2 separate regions of the Homo sapiens genome follow, and region 2 is linked to region 1. The links are chromatin loops, found by intact Hi-C in ENCODE. Cell type or tissue: GM12878. All regions are shown on one strand. Each heading gives the region's core, and the rest is flanking DNA. Links, peaks and the distances in the headings are about the cores only. Region 1 overlaps HAUS8 (HAUS augmin like complex subunit 8). Region 2 overlaps MYO9B (myosin IXB).

Region 1 (8,000 bases), core at 1-8,000:
AGGCTGGAGTGCAATGGCACGATCTCGGCTCACTGCAGCCTCTGCCTCCTGGATTCCAGTGATTCTCCTGCCTCAGTCTCCCAAGTAGCTGGGATTACAGGCACATGCCACCACGCCTGGCTAATTTCTGTAGTTTTAGTAGAGACGGGGTTTCTCCATGTTGGCCAGGCTGATCGCGAACTCCTGACCTCAGGTGATCCGCCTGCCTTGGCCTCCCAAAGTGCTGGGATTACAGGCGTGAGCCACTACGCCTGGCCTAGAATCATTCATTTGACATATTATCGAGTGCCTACCCCGTACCAGGTGGTGGAACATAGCAGCGAGCGAAGGAGACAAAAATCCTGGGCCCCTGGGGCTCTAGGGAGGAGGTGGGCATTGCATGAGAACCGTAAGGAGGCTGTGGGGTTGCTAGATGATGACAGATGCTGTGACGAAATGGCAGGCAGAGACAAGTGTGCTGTGGTCTGAACTGAGCAGAGCCTTGAGAGAGGGAGGTGCCTGCAGGGGGATGCACAGCAAGGGGGTCCACGCGGCAGAGCGGCTGAATAGAGCAAGTGAGAGGTGACAAAGTGATAAGGTTAGAGGCAAGTTGTTGGTGGCACAGGGTCCAGAAGGTTCCCGGAGGCACTTAGGCTTCCTGAGCCCATGGACCCAGCACGCCAGCCTGTCTCAGCCCTGAAGGGCAGTTGGAGGCTGATGGAAGGTTTCAGGAAGCAGGGAACGAGCAGTGGTTGTGCCTGGTGGTTCAGATGACCAGGACTGAGAATGGACTGCTGGGCTCAGGAGCAAGGGAGGTCACGGTGGTCTTGTCCAAAGGTGTTCTGGTGCGGTGGTGTGTCTGCAAGCTGGATTGTGGGGGGCGGGATTCAAGGGAAGGAGAAAGGAGAGAAAGGGGAGCTGGTGAATAAAGAACTTGGGGTGTTTGCTGTCAAGGGGATGGGAGAAATGGGGGGAGGCAGAGAGTGCAGGTAGGAGGAAGAATGACCTCCAGCATCTGGTGGAGAGAGGAGCTGTGGGGATTCAGGCAGGGAGGTGGGAGTTGCGGGGCATTTCCTTTTGGAAGTGAGGGCTGGGCTTTAGCGCCCAGAATGGGGGGCGCTTTATCTGGGAGCACAAAGGTCCATTCACAGGGCCGGGGGAATGCAGCCATCAGGACTGGAGGTGGCTGGATGTGGTGGCGGGAGGGTCTCCTGGGGCCACTTCTGTCTTCCCAGTGAAGGAGGAAACAGGTCACCTGCTGAGACCAAGGGTTGGGCCTGGCGTAGGAGGTGGGAGGAACAGTTTTGAGGGAGGGGTCCGGGAGAGGGCTGGGGGACAGAATGGGACTAACCGGATCCAGTTCAGACCCCTACCTCCAGAAGCTGGGGTGACAGGTGGCATTTGTTCCATCCACAGTCACGCTCCCAGGAGTAGCCCTGGAAGGGGACCTGGGGTTGGGCTGTCACTAGGGATTTGGCTCTGTCTGAAGAGGGCCTGGGTGTTGGGCATGTCTCAGGGCAGGGGGTCCCAAACTGAGTAAGGGGCGGGGGGAGTAAAAGGTAGTACCAGGAGTGAGTCCTAGACACACAGGCGGGGGAAGGGGCCATTGGGGTCACACGAGATGGGAGGAAGGAGGAAGCCACCTGGAGGCCGTCAGTGAAAGCTCTTTCTTCTTTCCCTCCCGCTTGTCTGAGTGCACTTGCAGCTTTGACCTTGGAGGGTGTTCCTTGATCTTACTTCCTCAGGAACTCTGTGACTCCACACATGGCTTGGGACTTGCATACAGTAGGCGTCCCATGCATGCTTGAGGCTGCCGAAGGACGTGATCAGAGGCGAGCAGGAGGAGTGGTGACCTCCTCTGTTCTGGTCACTGAGTGGAGAGGGCCCCTGGCATCTGGGTCTCCGGGGCGTGGGGTCTGGGTGTGTGGGGTCTTCGGTCCTTTGTAGTTTTGTTGTGCACCAACAGTGTGTCCCCACAGGTGGAAGAGTGATTGAGTCCCGGTATCTGCAGTATGAAAAGAAGACAACCCAAAAGGTAAGGCCGCACCCAGCTTCCATTTGCAGCAGTTCTGAGCAAGGTTCTGAGCAACTGGAATTCCGAAACTAGTCATGGGAGGTGGTCACAACCTGGTCCTGAAGGAAGCATTTTGGGATCTTCACTCAGGTGCTTTTGAGACCATCAGCCCTTCATGCTGCCAGTTGTGAGTCTGTCATCGACGGCTCATGGCTATAAGCATCTCTTTTACGAAGCTGTGATCTCCATTGAAACATGGTATCGTTCTTACCCTTTTTTTTTGTTTTTGAGGCAAGGTCTCTCTCTGTTGCCCAGGCTGGAGTGCAGTGTGATCACGACTCACTGCAGCCTCAGCCTCCCAGGCTCAAGCCATCTTCCCACCTGAGCCTTCTGAGTAACTGGGACGAAAGGCGTGTGCTACCACACCAGCTAATTTTTAAACGTTTTTGTAGAGACAGGGTCTCCCTATGTTGCCCAGGCTGATCTTGAGCTACTGAGCTCAAGTGATGCTCCCGCCTCGGCCTCCCAAAATGTTGGGATTACAAGTGTGAGCCCTGGCGCCCAGCCTGTTCTTGCCTTTCAACCCAGTTAATTCGCTTTCTGGATTCTGAAGCTGTCTTATCCAGTGCCCAGCACACAGTTCTTGGTGTCTGGCTGGTATTTAAAAACAGCTACTTTGGGAGGCCGAGGTGGGCGGATCACTTGAGGCTAGGAGTTCGAGACCAGCCTGGCCAACATGGCGAAACCCCGTCTCAACTAAAAATACAAAAATTAGCCGGATGCAGTGGCGTGCACCTGTAATCCCAGCTACTCAGGAGGCTGAGGCAGGAGAATCGCTTGAACCTGGGAGGCAGAGGTTGCAGTGAGCCAAGATTGAACCACTGCACTCCAGCCTTGGCGACAGAGCGAGACCCTGACCCGTGTCTTCAAAAAAAAAAAAAAAAAAAAAAAAGAATAAAATAAAAAAACAGGTTTTTAGAGAAAAACTATGGGAAAAATGACATCCTTCGATCACTCCGAATTGGAGTAAGAGTTTAGTGAACTATTGTGTAGGCAAACCATGAAATATCGTGAAACCATTGAAAGTAATGGCATGAAAGATATTTAACCACGTGAGAACGTGCTTTGTGTGAGAGTTCGTGGGAGCAATCAGTAGATTATACAATTATATATTTTCTTTCAGTGAAGTCAAGGTTGGATTCTTCCCTCTGCTTTCCAAATCTTGGTTTATGATAAAATTAAGTCAAATTCCCACTGCCTGTCTTCCACTCTGGGTGGCTGGTGGGTTCTCGACCCTGTGACTTAAGATTCGGCTTGAGAAAAGAGGATACCTTTGCACAAACAGATACTCTTCTCAGAGCAGTTTTCAACAAAGGGTCACAGTCTTCCACGCTCCAAATTTTCATGTTGTTGCCAAGACTTGGTTACAGCGCCCCCGTGTGTCTGCGTGCTGTAACATTTTAGCCCTTTAGATCTTTTCTGTTTTTCCCCCCATTTTAAAAATCAGGGTGTCATTTACATGGAGTCAGCATCCCCCTTTTCAGCATAGGGTCTTGCCTGTTTTGACAGACATAGACAGTCATGGAACCGCCTCTATAATCAAGCTACAGAACGAGTCATCCCTAAATCCCCTTGTGCTCTGATAGGACCAGCCCCTCTCCCACCCCCAGGCAACCACAGATTGGCTTTCTGAATCTGCATTTTTGCCTTTTTTAGAAGGTCATATCTGTGGCATCACAGTTTGTAGCCCTTGCCTCTGACTCCTGACACTTAGCAGAGTGCCTTTCAAGTTCCTCTGTGTTGCATGTATTGCATGTAGGTGCTTCCTTCCTTTTTTTTTTTTTTTTGAGATGGAGTCTCGCTCTGTTGCCCAGGCTGGAGTGCAGTAGTGCGATCTCGGCTCACTGCAACCTCCGCCTTCTGGATTCAAGCCATTCTCCTTCCTCAGCCTCCCGAGTAGCTGGGATTACAGGTGTGTGCCACCCCACCTGGCTAATTTTTGTATTTTTAGTAGAGACAGGGTTTCAGCATGTTGGCCAGGCTGGTCTCGAACTCCTGGCCTCAAATGATCCACCTGCCTCAGCCTCCCAAAATGCTGGGATTACAGGCATGAGCCGCCATGCCCGGCCTGGTTCCTTCTTATGGCCGAATAGTATTCCATCAAGTGGATGGACCACGTTGTGTTCATCTGTTCATTGATTGACAGGCAGTCAGTTGGTTTCCTGTCTTGGTGATTATGAATAAAGCCTCCGTAAACATTCTTGTGTATTTTTCTGTGTAGACGTGGTTTTATTTCTCCCAGGAGGAGGATTGCTGGCTCGTAGAAAAACTCAAACTGTGTTTCCTATTCTCCCACTCAACAACAGTCAACACAGGACTTCTGAGGGTTCCCCCACCAGCAAGCAGCAGCCACCAGCTGGGTATCTTCCAATTCAATTCTGACACACTACCTGGAAATAGCATCAGAACCTATAGGGTGAGGGCTCAGTCTCCAAGACTGCCCCTCTTCTGCCTCTAGAACTTCTGACCAACCAAGTTCAAGTTGGGATTCCCATGACCCCCCTCTTTGGGTTCAGTTAATTTGCAGGAGTGACTCACAGAACTCAAGGAAACACTTAGGTTTACCAGTTTATTATAAAGGATATTATAAAGGATACAGATGGAGCCAAGTGTGGTGGCTCATGCCTGAAATCCCAGCAATTTGGGAGGTCGAAATGGGAGGATTGCTTGAGGCCAGGAGTTCCAAACTAGCATGGGCGAGACCCCGTCTCTGAAATTTTTTTTTTTTCATTAGCCAAGTGGCTGGGCATGGTGACTTAGGCCTGTAATCCCAGCACTTTGGGAGGTCAAGGTGGGAAGATTGCTTGAGCCTGAGTTTGAGGCCAGCCTGGGCAACATAGCAAGACCCTACCTCTACAAAAAAATAAAAATAGCTGTGCGTAGTGGTGAGTGCTTATAGTCCCAGCTACTCGGGAGGCTGAGGCAGGAAGATCATTTGAGCCAAGGAGGTTGAGTCTGCAGTGAGCCACTGCACTCCATCTTGAGTGACAGTGAGATCCTGTCTCTTTTTTTTTTTTTTAGAAGATAAGAGATGTGTAGAGTGAGATATGGGGGGAAGGCGCACAGAGCTTCCATGGCCTGTTCGGGCATACCACCCTTTGGGAATCTCCACGTGTTAGCTATCTGATCTGAAGTCTCTCCAAGCTCTGTGCTTTTTTTTTTTTTTTTGAGATAGAGCCTCGCTCTGTCGCCCAGTCTGGAATGCAGTGGTGCGATCTTGGCTCACTGCAACCTCTGCCTCCCGGGTTCAAGCTATTCTGCCTCAGCCTCTGGAGTAGCTGGGATTACAGGCGCATGCCACCACACCCAGCTAATTTTGTATTTTTAGTAGAGACGGGGTTTCTCCATGTTGGTCAGGCTGGTCTCGAACTCCTGACCTCGTGATCTGCCCACCTCGGCCTCTCAAAGTGCTGGGATTACAGGCATGAGCCACCACGCCCAGCTCCTTTGGGTTTTTATAGAGTCTTCATGACTTAGGCACGATTGAAGCATGGACAGCCCTGTGGAAATGTGATTGGTCAAAAAGGGCATGCTTTAAACCCAGCAAGTCCTGTCTGTTCAGATTCTTCTTGGCCTCTGTTGCGTTTTTTCCTCTGGGGTATGAGGCAGGACCCTCTCTGGCAGGTGAAAGGAGTGTGGGAGGTCAGAGAGATCCTGCTTACTGTAACAAGGGTTTATAGGAGTTACAAGCCATGAGTTGTAGATGAAAACATCTCTATATAATGGTAACAGGAAACTACCTGTTATCCACAGTGGCTGCACCATCTTTATGTTCCCACTAGGCACATAGATGAAAAGTGCAAGTTGTTACTTTCACATTCTAGCCAGTCTTGTGGGTGTGAAGTGATACTTCATTGTGGTTTTCATTTGTGTTTTCATAATAGCCGATGATATTGAGCATCTTTTCATGTGCTTATTTGCCATTCCTGTATCTTTGCGGATGTGTCTGTTGAGATCTTTTGTCCAGTTTTAAATTGAGTTGTTTTCTTGTTACTGAGTTTTGAGGGTGCTTTCTATATTCTGGATACCAGCTCTTTGTGGTGCTTTGCAAATATTTTCTTCTAGTCTGGCTTGTCTTTTCATGCTGTTAAGTGCTTTAATTTAAGAGGCAGTAGTTGACGATTTCGATGAAGCCCATTTGATCACTTTCCCCATTTGTGGATTGTGCTTTTGGAGTCTTATCCAGGATATCTCCACCTAATCCAAGATCACAGATTTTTCTCCTGTTTTCTTGTACGAGTTTTGTAGTTTAGGTTTTACTTTTAAGTCTGTGAGTTAGTTTTTGTGTATGGTGTGATGTTTAAATCAAAGTTCGTTTTTTCATGTATGGGTGTTCAGTTGTTGTAATCCCATTTATTGAAATGATTTTCCTTTTTCCCGTTGTATTCTCTCATCATCTCTGTCAAATACCAGTTGACCATGTATGTGCACATCATGTCTGGGCTCTGTTCTTTTCCATTGTTCTATGTATGCATCCTTATGCTAGTTCCACACTGCTGAGGTTACTGTAGCTTTGCACTAAGTCCTGAGAACAGGTAATGTGAGACCTCTCACTGTGCTTTTCCGAGACTGTTTAGTCTCTTCTCGTTCCTTTGGCTTTCCATAGAGATTTTAGAATTGTCATTTTCTAGCAAAATATCTGCTGGATTTTGATTATATTGAATCCATAAATCAGGGCAAATGCCTTCTTAATAAAAGCGAGTCTTTCAATCCATGAACATGGTATGCTTCTCCATTTATTTAGATCTTCCTGGATTTCCTCCAACATTGTTTTGTAGCTTCCAGATTATAGATCTTACACATATTTTATTTGGTTTATAACTAAGCATTTGGTGTTTAGTGCCATTGTATATGGTACTCTATTTTAATTTCAATCTCCAAACTTGTTCATTGCTACTTCATTGCTAGAAATATGAATTTTTACATATTGATCGTGTGTCCTGCACCCCTGCTGTATTAGAGTTCTCCAGAGAAACAGAACCAATAAGAGAGGCTTATAAAAGGATATGAATATATAAAAGGAGATTTATTTACACGGGATTGGCTCATGTGATTATGGAGGCTGAGAAATCCCAGGATCTGCTGTCTGCAAACTGGAGAGCCAGGAAGGTTGGTGGTTTAGTTCAGTGTGAGTCTGAAGGGCTGAGACCAGGGGAGCCAAAGGTGTAAGTCCCAGTTTGAGGACAGGTCAGGAGATGGGGTAAGATGTCTCAGCTCAACCAGGCAAGCAGGAAGCAAAAGGTATGAATTTCTCCTCCTTCCACTGTTTTGTTGTATTCAGGCCCTCAAGGGATTGGATGGTGCCCATACACACTGGGGAGGGCAGTTTATTGCATCCACCAATTCAAATGCTGATCTCATTAGTAAACACCCTCACAGACACACCCAAAAATGTTCAGTCTGGGGCACCCCATATCCAGTCAAGTTCACACACAAAATTGAAAGAAAACTCTTGTTAAACTTACTAATTTTAATAGCAGTTTTGAAGATGTTCGGGGATTTCCTACATGAAAAATTACGTTTGTAAGAACAGAGTTTTACTTTTCCTTTTCAACCTGTTTGCCTTTTACTTCTTATCTGAGGACCTCCACTGTGATATTGAATGAGAGTGGTGTCTGTGCGTCGTCATGTCGTTGCTCTGGTCTTGCTCTGTCTCCCAGGATGGGGTGCAGTGGTGTGATGGCTCACTGCAGCCTCAAACCCCTGGACCCGAGCGATCCTCCCAACTCAGCCTCCTGAGTAGCTGGGACCACAGGCGGGAGCCACTGCACCTGGCCATTGCTCTTTATAAGATTTTTGTTTTGCTTTTGGTTATTAGAAGGCCAGTGCTCCATGTGTTTCTTTAAAAAAATATTTTTTGACAACATATGTGTAAAAACTTTGTTTCTCCTGATGACCAAAGTTATATGTTCTCTCTGGAAAACTAGCAAATACTTAAATGTGTCTA
Region 2 (12,815 bases), core at 4,108-12,107, 140 kb before region 1:
CCAGGGCCTGGCATGCAGCCTTCATGTTTTCCCACACCTTAGGTCATCTGCACCTTGGTTACACCAGTGGGCCTGATGTCCTTGAAAAATATCATAGACGGGTAGGTGCGGTGGCTCACACCTGTAATCCCAGCACTTAGGGAGGCTGAGGCAGATGGATCACCTGAGGTCAGGAGTTTGAGACCAGCCTGGCCAACATGGTGAAACCCCGTCTCTACTAAAAATACAAAAATTAGCCGGGCGTGATGGTGGGTGCCTGTAATCCCAGCTACTTGGGAGACTGAGGCAGGAGAATCGCTTGAACCCAGGAGGTGGATGTTGCAGTGAGCCGAGATTGTGCCACTGCACTCCAGCTTGGGCAACAAAGCAAGACTCCGTCTCAAAAAAAAAAAAAAAAAAAGAAAATACCATGGAGGGCCAGGTGCGGTGGCTCACGCCTGTAATCCCAGCACTTTGGGAGGGTGAGGTGGATGGATCACTGGAGGTCAGGAGTTTGGAGAGCAGCCTGGCCAACATGGTGAAACCCTGTCTCTATCAAAAAACACAAAAATTAGCTGGGCTTGGTTGTGCGTGCCTGTAATCCCAGCTACTCGGGAGGCTGAGGCAGGAGAATCGCTTGAACCCGAGAGGTGGAGGCTGCAGTGGGCCGAGATCGCGCCACTGCACTCCAGCCTGGGTGACAGAGCGAGACCGTGTTTCAAGAAAAAAACCCACAACAAACAATGGAGACCAAACCCAGGGCCCATCAAAGGGGCCTCTAGAGGCTGGCAGGGCAGAGTCTAAATCCCAGCCATGCCCCTCCCAACTGTGTGGCCTTGGAGAAGCCCCTCAACCTCTGGCATGTGCTGTCTGAACTTGGGTTCTTCACGGTGCCCCAACCAATACCAGCCAGCCAGTTCCCACGACTCCCATCCGATGGCAGCCTGGGAGCCCATCTGTTCCTGTCCTGCTGGGCCCACCAGGAACTGGCCACCTCTGCTGGATGGGTGGCTGCTGCAGCTGACATTTAGGCTCCAGAGGCTGGGCACTGAATCAGGGAGGCCAGAGAGGGCTGCCAGGACAGCAGGCGCTCCTGGCCAAGTGAGGCTCTGCTGGGAGCTCCCTGTTTGGTGGAGGATCAAGACAGAACTTTGAGGACAGTGTTCCACCCATATTCTGCACCCTTCTTGGCTGAGGCCACAGGGCAGACCCCCACCCACCGGCCCTGTTCTTCCAAGCCCGATCCCATATGAGCAGGCGTCCCATGCACACACTTCTCAGGCACTTTTTATTTCATGCTGTGCGGGGGCCCCTTGTCCCAGATTTGTGGCCACGTGTCCAGGTGTCTGGGGGAGTGGGCCAAGCCTGAGAGAGGAGGGCCCTGCTCCAGAGATCCCCAGGTTGTCCCTGTTGACCTATAGGGAGGTCTGACTTCAGGCGTTGCCCTCCTGACCCGTGAGCAGTCCTGAGTCGCTGGCTCCTATTCTGTCACACGGGGTGGGTAGTGCCAAAAGCAGCCTCCTGCAGCCCTTGGCGTCCGGAAGAGTGACAGCCACATTCAAGTCTCCCTGGCACGTGAGGTCCATGGTGCCCCTGACTCATGTCCTGGCTCCAGCCAATAGCCCAGACCCCCATGGAAGGTTCCAGCATGTGCAAAAATGCACATTGGCCAGGTGGCTGCCCCCCGGAGACATGTGTCAGAGAGGCACGGGTCAGGTGACCCAAGTGTCCAAAACTCTCATGGAGGGTCCCAGCCCATTGGCCACCCCAAGCCAACCACAGCAGGGTCTGAGCCTCAGACGCGCAGTGGCCTAGTGGCTTCTGCTCTGACAGCTCACGTCCAGGTTATAAGGGAGACGGGCAGCGTTAATAGAAAACTTTGTACATACACATATAAAAAACCATTTGGTCTTCCATTAAGGCTGTTACAGTTTAAAGTTACGTAAACCACGTACAAAGAAACAGTTAAACGTACAAAAAGGGGAGTGGGGAGATGTGAGGCCGCAGGTGGAGATGTGGTGCTCCCCACAGGTGCGTCCATGATTTGGGGGCTGCGTGCGAGGGGGCCTGGCTCCAGCCGGCCTCTCCCTGCCTTGACTCTGCACTTGGGGCCGGTGCCCACCTCACGTCACTCTTGAGCTTTTGATTCTGGATCCTTCTCTGAGGGCCGAACACTAGCTCTGCAGCTCTGGCGCCCAGCTCCAGTGCAGGGGCCGTCCTCGGACATGCAGACTTTGTCAGCTGTGGCTCTCAGCCATTGGTCTGGCCCGAGGCGGGGGGCAGGCAGTACGTTGGGGGATCCGAGTACCTCCGCTTGGCCCCAGGTGGCTGGCCATCCTCTTCTAGGGGCTCCAGGGCGCCCTGCACTGGCAGGTCTGCCCCGGGCGTGATGTACACGGAATGTATCTGGTCCGGGCGGCGGGCAGGTGGCTCCCGGCGCCGCACTGGGGCAGCCGCCTCCCGGGCACCCGGTGCCCAGCGAGGCAGGTGGGAGGGCAGGCCTGGTGGGAGCTTGATGTTGGCCGTGGGCATGATGGGGGTCCGCCGGGGGGTCTTCACTCTGACCGTTACGAAGGACGACGGCCTTCGTCGTGGAGGGGCGGCCACGGTGGGGAGGGGGCTCGGGGTGGGCGCGCCGGGGCAAGGGAGAGCAGGCGCAGGGGGCCCTTTTGAGAGACAGATGGCAGGGTTACTGCAGCTTCAGGGCCGGCAGCCGGAGGACCCTCGCCCTGGGGCCTGCTGGGATGGACGGGAAGGAGAAAAGCAGACGCTACCTTAATACTGACCTTCCGAGGCCCCCCGCCCGGCCCGCTCCTCCAGCAGGCTCTCGGTGCTGGCCGACGTCTCCGAGTCCAGGTTCTCCTCGTCCGAGCCCCTTGGGTCCAGCTCCGGCAGCCGGTAGGTGATGTCCTCCCTGGAGGAAAAAGGGTAGTGGTGTCCAAGGCCACCCCACCGGAAGTGCTGGGCCAGTGTGGAACAGAGCAGGCTGTCCTGCTCCTAGATGTAACTCTGTGTCCCCAACCTCCCCCCACCCCAAGCAGGAGGATTGCTTGAGCCCAGGAGTTTGAACCCAGCCTGGGCAACATAGGCGGACCCTGTTCTGCAAAAAGTAAAAAAAATTAGCCAGGCGTGGTGGTGTGCACCACCTGTGGTTCCGGCTACTGGGGAGGCTGAGGTGGGAGGACCCCGTGAGCCTAGGGGATTGTGGCTGCAGTGAACCGTGATCGCACCACTGCAATCCAGCCTGGGTGACAGAGAAAGACCCTGTCTCAGAAATAAAGGCCGAGTGCGGTGGCTCACGCCTGTAATCCCAACACTTTGGGAGGCCAAGGTGGGTGGATCACTTGAGGTCAGGAGTTCAAGACCAGCCTGGCCAATGTGGTGAAACCCTGTCTCTATTAAAAACACAAAATTAGCAGGGCATGGTGGTGGGCACCTGTAATCCCAGCTACTCGGAGGCTGAGGCAGAGAATCGCTTGAACCCGGGAGATGGAGGTTGCAGTGAGCCGAGATAGCACCACTGCACTCCAGCTGGGCGACAGAGCGAGACGCCGTCTCAAAAAAAAAAAAAAAAAAAAAAAAAGTGTTGTTTGCCCAGTGTTAGGGATGACAGGACCAAACCTGGCGAGGTCAAGCGGACCACCAGGGATGGAACCTGCACTCCAGCTTGCCCTAAACATGAAGGACTGAGGGAGGGGACTGAGCCACTTGCTTCTCCTCCTTGATGGACTGGATCCGTTCAATGAGAATCTCCTTTTCCCGGTCCTCATCGCCGCCGGCTGCCTCCTCCTCCAGCAGCACCTCCAGCTCCTCCTCCTGGATGTCCCGGGTCTTGGGGCTCTTGTTCTGAAACAAAGAAGCAAGGGGTCCCACTGACATCTCTGAGTGGGCGAGGTTACTGCCGGAGGTGTGAGCAGATCCCAGGAGGTTAGTTGTGATGTGAGTGTGCTGGGCTCTTAGTGAGACTTCTCTAGGAATCCCATGGGACAGAGTGGTGGTCATGTGGCCGATTAGTCGTCCTGAGCACAGAAGGTCAGCAGGCAAGGGGCCTCCCCAGCATGCACTTCCGGAAGGTTAGGACAGGCTCTGTCTATCCTACGAGGGGCCCAGGGCCCCAGGGAACCCCAGCATGCACTGCACCGGGAGACATGCACCGCGGGCCCACCGAACGCGTACATACCAGGACCCCCTCATAGGGAGACGAAAACCCCAGTTTGAGAGGCCATGGCTGGGAGAGAGATGAACACAGGGTGACCACACGGGCCAAGACAGACACAGGCATGAGCTGGGGATACATCCAATGACCGGTACCAAGATAGGGGGTCCCTGGTTCCCACAGGAGCCCAGAGCCCGTTCCCCACTAACACACCCCTGCACTGTGGGGCTGATTCTTCTGCTATGGGAACATTTCCCCGTGGGTAGGGCCCAGGTCAGAAGGGACAAGGCTGGACGCATGACCTGAACCACCAGCAAGCAGGAAGCTGGTCCCCCTACCTGCCCCACCTAGAGGAACATAATTGGAGTGAGGCTGAGCGAGGACCATCGTCTTTCGTTCAAGGCAGTAAGTCTGCCCCTACCTGCAGGGCCTGGTGGCCCCAGCCAGGCTGGTTGTGGCCAAGGGTGTGGTAGGAGTGGGCGGGGAACTGGGAAGGGAGGCCCCGCCCTGCTACCCGAGACCACACCCACTACCCGGTCCCATCCTCGGCATGGGAGGTCCTGCCCACCCAAGGCCCCGCCCACCAAGACCCCACTCACCAGCCTTCCCAGCAACAAAGCCACGCCCAAGGCCCTGCCCAGCACCAGGCTCCGCCCCACCAAAGAGGTCCCGCCCCCACGATCACCGGTACTCACAGCATTTTGTCGCAGGAGCGAAAGCCTGCGGAAGGCGATACTCTCTGCAGCCTCCAGTTGGCTGATCTCCTCCATCTTCACTTTGTATTTCCTCATCTGCTCCTTGATCAGCATCTCCACGCACCTACAGAGAAGGCCCACGGGAGGAAGTGACTCAGTTACCGCCCCGGGGACGTCTGAGGTCCAGGGAGATGCTAGCTGGTGCCTGGGGGGCAGTGGTTGAGGCTCAGAGACCAAGCAGTGCCTGGGACACGGCTGTGCCAGCTCCCATGCAGTGTGACCTTCGGCAGCTCACTCTACCTCTTTGAGCCTGTCTCCTGTCTCTGCACGCCTCCTTGTTTGAAGGAGGGTCAGAGTGAACTGAACCCCTTAGTCACCAGTAGGGTGGGAATTATCCTGCCTCGCAGAGAAGTACAAGCTGCTGGGCAGTTTGTCCCAGGGGCAATAGGCAGATGGCCCCAGGGGCTCCAGACATGGGCTGACCCACAGTATGCCCACTTGGTGGTCAAGGCCAGCCTGGTGTTGTCAGTATCAGAGGGTCTCAGCTCGGAGTGGTCAGTGTCAGAGGGACTCAGCTTGGAGTGGTCATTATTGGGAGGAACTCAGCCTGGAGTGGTCAGTATCAGAGGGACCCAGCTTGGAGTGGTCAGAACCAGAGGGACTCAGCTTGGAGTGGTCAGAACCAGAGGGACTCAGCTTGGAGTGGTCAGTACCAGAGGGACTCAGCCCGGAGTGTTCAGTGCCAGAGGGACTCAGCCCTGAGTGGTCAGTACCAGAGGGACTCAGCCCGGAGTGGCCAGTACCAGAGGGACTCAGTCCGGAGTGGTCAGTACCAGAGGGACTCAGTCTGGAGTGGTCAGTACCAGAGGGACTCAGGTTGGGTGAGCTCTGTGGTGCGACCTGCAGGGGCTGCTGCTTGTTCCTTATCCTCCCGTGACAGGACGCTTTGTAGCAGAGAGAGGAATCCACTACCATTCACCTATCATCCAGCCTTTGTTAAAAGTTCTGTTTTAGGCTGGAAGCGGTGGCTCACGGCGGATCACAAGGTCAGGAGATCGAGAACATCCTGGCTAACATAGTGAAACCTCGTCTCTACTAAAAATACAAAAAATTAGCCGGGCGTGGTGGTGGACGCCTGTAGTCCCAGCTACTTGGGAGGCTGAGTCAGGAGAATGGCGTGAACCCGGGAGGCGGAGCTTGCAGTGAGCCGAGATCGTGCCACTGCACTCCAGCCTGGGAGACAGAGTGAGACTCCGTCTCAAAAAGAAAAAAAAAAGTTCTGTTTTAGTACAATGGGGTGTGCTCATTAAAGCACATTCAAAAAGACACAACTGCTGGGGCCACTGCCATCTGGATTTTTTTTTTTTTTTTGAGACGGAGTCTCGCTCTGTCGCCCAGGCTGGAGTGCAGTGGCGTGATCTCAGCTCACTGCAACCTCCACCTCCTGGGTTCAAGCAATTATCCTGCCTCAGCCTCCCGAGTAGCTGGGATTACAGGCGCCTGCCACCACACCTGGCTAGTTTATATATATATTTTTTATTTTTTTAAATTTTCTTTTTGAGACGGAGTCTCACTCTGTTGCCCAGCTGGAGTGCAGTGGTGCGATCTCAGCTCAATGTAGCCTCCACCTCCCAGTAGCTGGCATTATAGGCACATGCCACCAGGCCTGGCTAATTTTTGTATTTTGTTTTTTTTTTTTGAGATAGAGTTTCGCTTTTGTTGCCCAGGCTGGAGTGCAATGGCATGATCTCAGCTCACTGCAACCTCCGCCTCCTGGATTCAAGTGATTCTCCTGCCTCAGCCTCCCAAGTAGCTGGGATTACAGGCATGCGCCACCACGCCCGGCTAATTTTGCATTTTTAGTAGAGACAGGATTTCTCCATGTTGGTCAGGCTCGTCTCGAACTCCCGACCGCAGGTCATCTGCCCGTCTCGGTCTCCCAAAGTGCTGGATTACAGGCGTGAGCCACCTCGTCCAGCCTAATTTTTGTATTTTTAATAGAGATGGGGTCTCACCATGTTGGTCAGGCTGGTCTCAAACTCCTGGCTTCAAGTGATCCACCCACCTCGCCCTCCCAAAGTGCTGGGATTACAGGTGTGAGCCACCACGCCTGGCCTAATTTTTAAATTTTTTGTAGAGACAAAAATTTAAATTTTTATATTTAAATAAAAATTTGAATTTAAAAATTTAAATTTGGAAATTTAAATTTTTATATTTAAATACAAATTTCCAATTTCAAATTTTTTGTAGGGTCTTGCTATGTTGCCCAGGCTGGTCTCGAACTCCTGGCCTCAAGTGATCCTCTTGCCTTGGCCTCCCAAAGTAGCTAGGATTACAGGTGTGAACCGCTGCACTCGGCTCTGGACTTTTCTTACACATTTATTTACACAGGGATGGATGGAGCTGTCGTGGGGTCCTGGGTGGGGCTGCCCTGAGCATGCCTCCGGGGCAGGGTGGGCACTCACGTGGTGATCTTGAGGACGTCCTTCATGCTGGTCAGCGGGTCCGAGTTGTCAGGGCAGCGCAGGAGGCAGGGTGCGAAGATAATGGCCAGCGCCCCAGGTGACATGCGGTTGACATCCTCGAGCAGGGCCACCCTGCACAGCCACTGGCAGTTAGAGGATGGCTAGGGCCGAGGGAGGGAGGTACCAGGGAGCCCCGAGACTGAACTTCTGAGCCCTGGGGTGGCTGTTGGGAAAGCAGTGCCACAGCCCAGCACTGGGAGATGCTTCCGCAGCACAGAGAGGTACCTCAAGGGACCCGGGCGGCCCAGCAGCCTGGCCCCCTCCCAGAACCCCCAACAGTGGTCTGCATCCTGGTTCGAAACCACCACAGAACGCCAGCTCGGGTCCTCCTGGGAAATGCTGCCTCGCGGGTTCCCAATGCGACCCTAACCCCACAGAGGGCAGGTGGGGAGGCACTTGCTTGACAAGGTGGAAGATGAGTCTCTCCAGGGAGTTGTGGTTGGCTTCTGGAAGGTGCTCCAGGACGGCATAGATGGCAGCCAGCTGCTCCTGCTTCTCCGGCAGCTCTGCAGGCAGTGGGGTTTGAGGACGTCAGCTCCCAAGGGTCCCCAAGGTGCCTGTTGTCCCCACCAACACGACCTGAGATGCACAGGTGCCATCCACCCTGTGGTGCCCAGGCAAGAATGGATGGCTACAGAGGTGTCCTGGCCCCACCCCAAACTGGGGACCCGGTTTGGCTGGGCCGACTGCTTTGGGCCTCAGTTTCTCAGTTTGTGAACTGGGTGGTCCTGCCTCCTGGGCTGGTCACAGCGAACGCTGTATCCTGGCTGTGGCCACCTGCTGCCACCCGCACCGCCATGGGGCTCACCGACGGCTCGGAGGAAGTCGCCGTACTGTGCGAAGGTCATGAGGGGCTCGGGCAGCTCCCGCAGCCACTGCTTCAGCACCCCTGTGATGGCGTGGATGGGGAAGTTCTCCAGCTTGACTGCTGCGGGGTCTGTGGGGTGGGTGGGGTGGGTCTGGTGAGCGGCGCACTGGCAGGACGGCTGTGCCTGGGGCCTGGCACTGCACCCACCTGCCCACAGCGCCCACCTGTCTGCAGCGCCTGCCGGAGCTCCCGAGTGCGGTTGGCAGCACCCGACTTGCGGTAGAGGCCCTCGGTGTACAGGCCGTGCATCTCCACGTGTTCCAGGAGCTTCTCCAGCACGATGGGCACCGAGGCCTTGTCGCTGGTCAGGCTGTCTACGCACACGCCGAAGTGGCCAGGCTCAACGCCTGGCTCGCCCTGCAGTGCCGGGGTTGGGGGTCAGGTCTGGGCCTGGCTGTCTTCCTCTCCAGCTGTCTCTGGGGGCCTCTGCCTCCTGGTCCCGCACAAGGCCCTCAGGGCTTCCTCTGCTGTTCTGTCCCTCCCTGTCTCCTTCTGCGTGGTTGTTGGGGGTGTGGGGCTGCAGAAGTCAAGGCCAGCATGGCAGCCACTGGGCAGGGGCTTCCTTTGTAGGCCACCCAAGGCATGGGTGGTCCTTCGTGGGGAGAGAGCTATAACCTAGCCCCCACAGCCACCTCACAGAAGTAGACCCTGACTCTTGCTGCACCCCCAGCACCCAGGACCCCAACCTTATGCACAGAGTTGGGGGGCCTCCCTCTGCATGGCTCAGGACTCTCTCAGGAGCAAGGATGAGCAGGGCTGGGGGAGCTGAGACACACACACAGGCCTGGGCCCTGCCTGAGGGCCTCAAGGAGTTTGTACAGAACCGGGGACAATGGTGTGTTCTGCAGAACCAGAGGCCACAGCCGCCCCCTACTGGCTGCTCAATGCTTCGCTTGGCCCTCACATCAAGCACCACCTCCTGGTGCACCTGGCCGTGAGTGGAGTGTCATTGTAGAAAGTTCCAGGCCTCGTACACTCACCTTCCTCCCGTAGGTGTAGGAGCAGTGGCTCTGAATCTTGTGCACGCACTTCTTGTGGCAGGTCATCTTGCACACTAGGAGGTCCACAGGGTGGGAGTCACAGAGGGTGCTGGGGACCCCAGATTCCTGCAGCCACCCACCCAGCTGGCCGGGGGCCGCCAATTGCCTTCTTTTTTTTTTTTTTTTGAGATGGAGTCTCACTCTTGTTCTCAGGCTAGAGCGCAATGGCGTGATCTCGGCTCACTGCAACCTCCGCCTCCCGGGTTCAAGTGATTCTCCTGCCTCGGCCTCCCGAGTAGCTGGGATTACAGGTGTGCGCCACCACGCCTGGCTAATTTTGTATTTTTAGTAGCGACAGGGTTTCTCCATGCTGGTCAGGCTGGTCTCGAACTACCGACCTCAGGTGATCTGCCCACCTCGGCCTCCCAAAGTGTTGGGATTAGAGGCGTAAGCCACTGCACCTGGCCTGGATTGCCTTCTTTTTGGTTTCTCTTTTTCTTTTTGAGACAGGGTCTCACTCTGTCACCCAGGCTAGAGTGCAGTGGCACTATCATAGCTCACTGGAGCCTTGACCTCCCAGGCCCAGGTGATCCTCCCAAGTAGCTGGCACTACAGGCGTGCACCACCGTGCCTGGCTAATTTCTGTATTTTTTTTTGTATAGATGGGGTCTTGCCATGTTGCCCAGGTTGATTTAGAACTCCTGAGTTCAAGCGACCCTCCCGCCCCAGCCTCCCAAAGTGCTGGGATTACAGGTGTGAGCCACTGTGCCTGGCCTGCCAACTTCTAAACCCACACTGCAGGAACCTGTGCCCTGACTCCTGAGAGAGGAGGCTGTGTGGACAAACTTCATAGCTCCAAGGTGGCCATTCATGGCCTCAGACCCAGCCTGGCTAGCGGAACCATGAGCAGGTGTTTGTGGGGACCTGTGACATCCTTGCCCCAAGTCCCCAAGGCCACCTACTGGCAGAACTAAAGGTCTAAAGGTCCTGCCAGGAGGTGGCCTTGGGGACTTGGGACGAAGATGTCACGGGGCAAAGACAATGCTGCTTTTCCTTCTTCCAACCACACTGAATCCCAGGCCACCCAGCTGACGCCTTGCAGAGGGTACACTGGTTACGCTAAAGAAGAGAGTGTCTGGCACCTGGCAAGGATGGAATCAGGTGAGGGGACGGGCCTGGGTCCCGCATCCTTATCTCAGGACCATGACAACTGACTGTTGGACAGATGTGGGGTGGTGGGGCTGCCTTCTGGGCTGAAAAGACCCTGGCCCAAATGGTTCTGGCAGAAAAACACATGTAGGAGAGGCCCTCTTGACCCTGCTGGGCCTCTGGAGGCTGCCTGGGCTTGGGTACTGACTTGGCCATATCAAAGCTGTGTGAGCATGGATCAGCTGGGTCATTCCTGGGCCCTGTCTCTTAGGGTCCCCTGGGGCTGAGTCTGGCCTACAGGGGAGGGACCGTGAGGAGCCTGGGGAAGGAGGGGCCGATGGTTCAGGCGGTGGAGCAGCGTGTACAGAGACAGAGAGGCAGGGCCCACGAGGAGAGGAGGCTGCAGATGTGGGTGGGTGCTGGCTACTGGGGGCCTTGGGGCCAGCTGAGAATTGGGCTCTGCTCCTCCGGTGATGGTGGACGGTTTGAGGGGGTGGGATATGGCTGGGACAACGGTCCAGAAAGATCTGACCTGGTGGCTGGGCTGGGGTGAAGACCTTTTTTTTTTTTTTTTTGAGACAGAGTCTTGCTCTGTTGCCCAGGTTAGGGTGCAGTGGCGCGATCTCGACTCACTGCAACCTTCGCCTCCCAGGTTCAAGTGATTCTCCTGCCTCAGCCTCCCGAGTAGCTGGGATTACAGGTGCCCACTACTGTGCCCAGATAATTTTTGTATTTTTAGTAGTGATGAGGTTTCACCATCTTGGCCAGGCTGGTCTCAAACTCCTGACCTCGTTATCCACCTGCCTCGGCCTCCCAAAGTGCTGGGATTACAGGTGTGAGCCACCCCGCCTGGCCCTGAAGACCTCTTGAGCAGTGAGGGGTGGTGGGGGACATGGAGGGTTTTGGGGCCTGGTGGGGGAGCCACTCACCGCTGCAGAGCAGGGCCTTGTCCATGAGCCAGATATAGGAGAGGCACTGCTCGCACGACTGCGGGATGCTAACCTGGTAGCTGGCGAACACGTGCCCGTTGTGCTCCTGGACCTGTGAGGCCAGAGGAAGGCGCTGGGCAGGGAAAGGGGAAGGCAGCCCTCCCCAGCCACTGGTGGATGACGACCCATGGGATCTCAGGGGTGACTTATTCAAGACTACGGCTCCGTATATGCCGGGGGAAAAACACACTCACACGTGTCCACGCACACATACGCGTGCAGACGGGCCCATGCGCACATTGACACTGACACACACGTGCATGCTCCTGCCAATGTTCGCCTGCTCGGACTCTCATCTATGTGCAGCCTACTCACAGCACGCTCCTGCTTCCGCTTCTTCTTCTGAGCTTTGCTCTGCTGTGAGGAACACAAGGAGGAGGTTGGCGGGGGCCCCCCTGGGAAGAGCCCCAACCCACCCCTGGCACCCCATAACTCAGGCGTGTGGGTACCCTGAACCCTCCCTCACCTGGAGTGGCATCATTGTCCCTAACGCCCCCATTCAGACACCCCAGACCCAGAAGTGAGGCTCTGTTGGGGAGGGTGCAGGGCTCCCCACCAGGAGGTAGGTGTGGCACAAATGGGCACGGCATGGTATAGGTGGGCATGGCATGTAATCATGGCAAGGGATGGGTAGGCATAGCATGTTGCATGTCATAGGCGTGGCATGGCATGGGTGGGTGTGGCATGTCAGGTGGGTGTGGCATAAGTGATCATGGTGAGGCACAGGTAAGCATGGCATAAGTGGATCAAGTCATGGCACAGTGGCTGTGGTATGGGCAGGGCATGGGTGGGTGTGGCATAAGCATGGTGAGGCATGGGTGGGCGTGGCTAAGGATGGCGAGGCATGGGTAGGCGTGGCATGTCACAGGTGGGCGTGGCATGCTGGGCTGCCCACCTTCACTGGCTCGAAGTCGTTCTTGGTGTAGCCACGGGTGAACTCATCTAGCAGTGACTGGAAGAGGTTGAGGACCAGGTTGGTGTCCTTCTGGCCACGCTCAGTGGCCAGGTTGCTGACGACGATCTGGTAGTTCTCCATCAGATCCTTGTAGCCCACGTGGATCTTCCCGTTCTGTAGGAATGCTAGGCGTCACCCTGCAGGCCTGGGCAAGGGGCGGATGGGAATGACGGGTCTGAGCAGGGTATGGGAAAGGCTGAAGGCCGGGCCGCCACATACCGGGACAGAGTACATCGTTTTGATGTTGCTCCTGAACTTCTCGGTGGCTTCGATAAACAAGCTCTCAATGGGCGTCTTCTGGGAACGGAGGTCATTTATCTGGAAGGGGAGAGGAACTGACCCTGCGTGCCTCAGGCCTGGGGACCTGCGTACCCGAGGAGGTGCCCAAGGGGTCACTTCTATCCTCTCTTAAGTCATCCCCTAGGCTCTCGGGATAAAATCCAGTCCCTCTGGCCAAGCCTGGTCTCTCATCTTGTCAACCCAGAGTTAAAGCCACTGACATTGAGGGCAGGACTACTC

Evidence for each region. A loop is a pair of places that touch in the nucleus more often than their neighbours do. Peaks named below come from ENCODE experiments on the same cell type or tissue, not always from the same donor. Only the 100,000 strongest peaks of a DNase experiment are listed, where the experiment ranks them.
Region 2: a loop joins it to region 1, with 11 times the contacts of the local background. A loop is called at or near these places in 21 of 110 quality-filtered maps.

The regions. Positions count from the first base shown.
Region 1 is chr19:17,063,045-17,071,044 of GRCh38, reverse strand. HAUS8 (HAUS augmin like complex subunit 8) reads left to right here. Exons shown (of 11, transcript NM_033417.2): 3 at 1,959-2,014. Among named protein-coding and RNA genes, the nearest start is that of HAUS8, 8.4 kb to the left of the region's middle. In GM12878, for the core only: CTCF peaks have their summits at 1,618 (motif pointing left) and 3,436 (motif pointing left); DNase peaks (open chromatin) are centred at 3,401 and 5,844; H3K27ac peaks cover 513 bases.
Region 2 is chr19:17,201,725-17,214,539 of GRCh38, reverse strand. MYO9B (myosin IXB) reads right to left here. Exons shown (of 40, transcript NM_004145.4): 27 at 12,516-12,614; 28 at 12,237-12,410; 29 at 11,657-11,698; 30 at 11,282-11,393; 31 at 9,204-9,277; 32 at 8,388-8,580; 33 at 8,164-8,292; 34 at 7,756-7,861; 35 at 7,296-7,427; 36 at 4,831-4,954; 37 at 4,160-4,207; 38 at 3,692-3,825; 39 at 2,766-2,893; 40 at 1,254-2,645. The coding sequence ends at 2,230. Among named protein-coding and RNA genes, the nearest start is that of USE1, 7.2 kb to the left of the region's middle. RefSeq lists an enhancer at 3,727-4,232 and a silencer at 4,602-4,711. In GM12878, for the core only: a CTCF peak has its summit at 9,095 (motif pointing left); no DNase peak of the experiment used is centred there.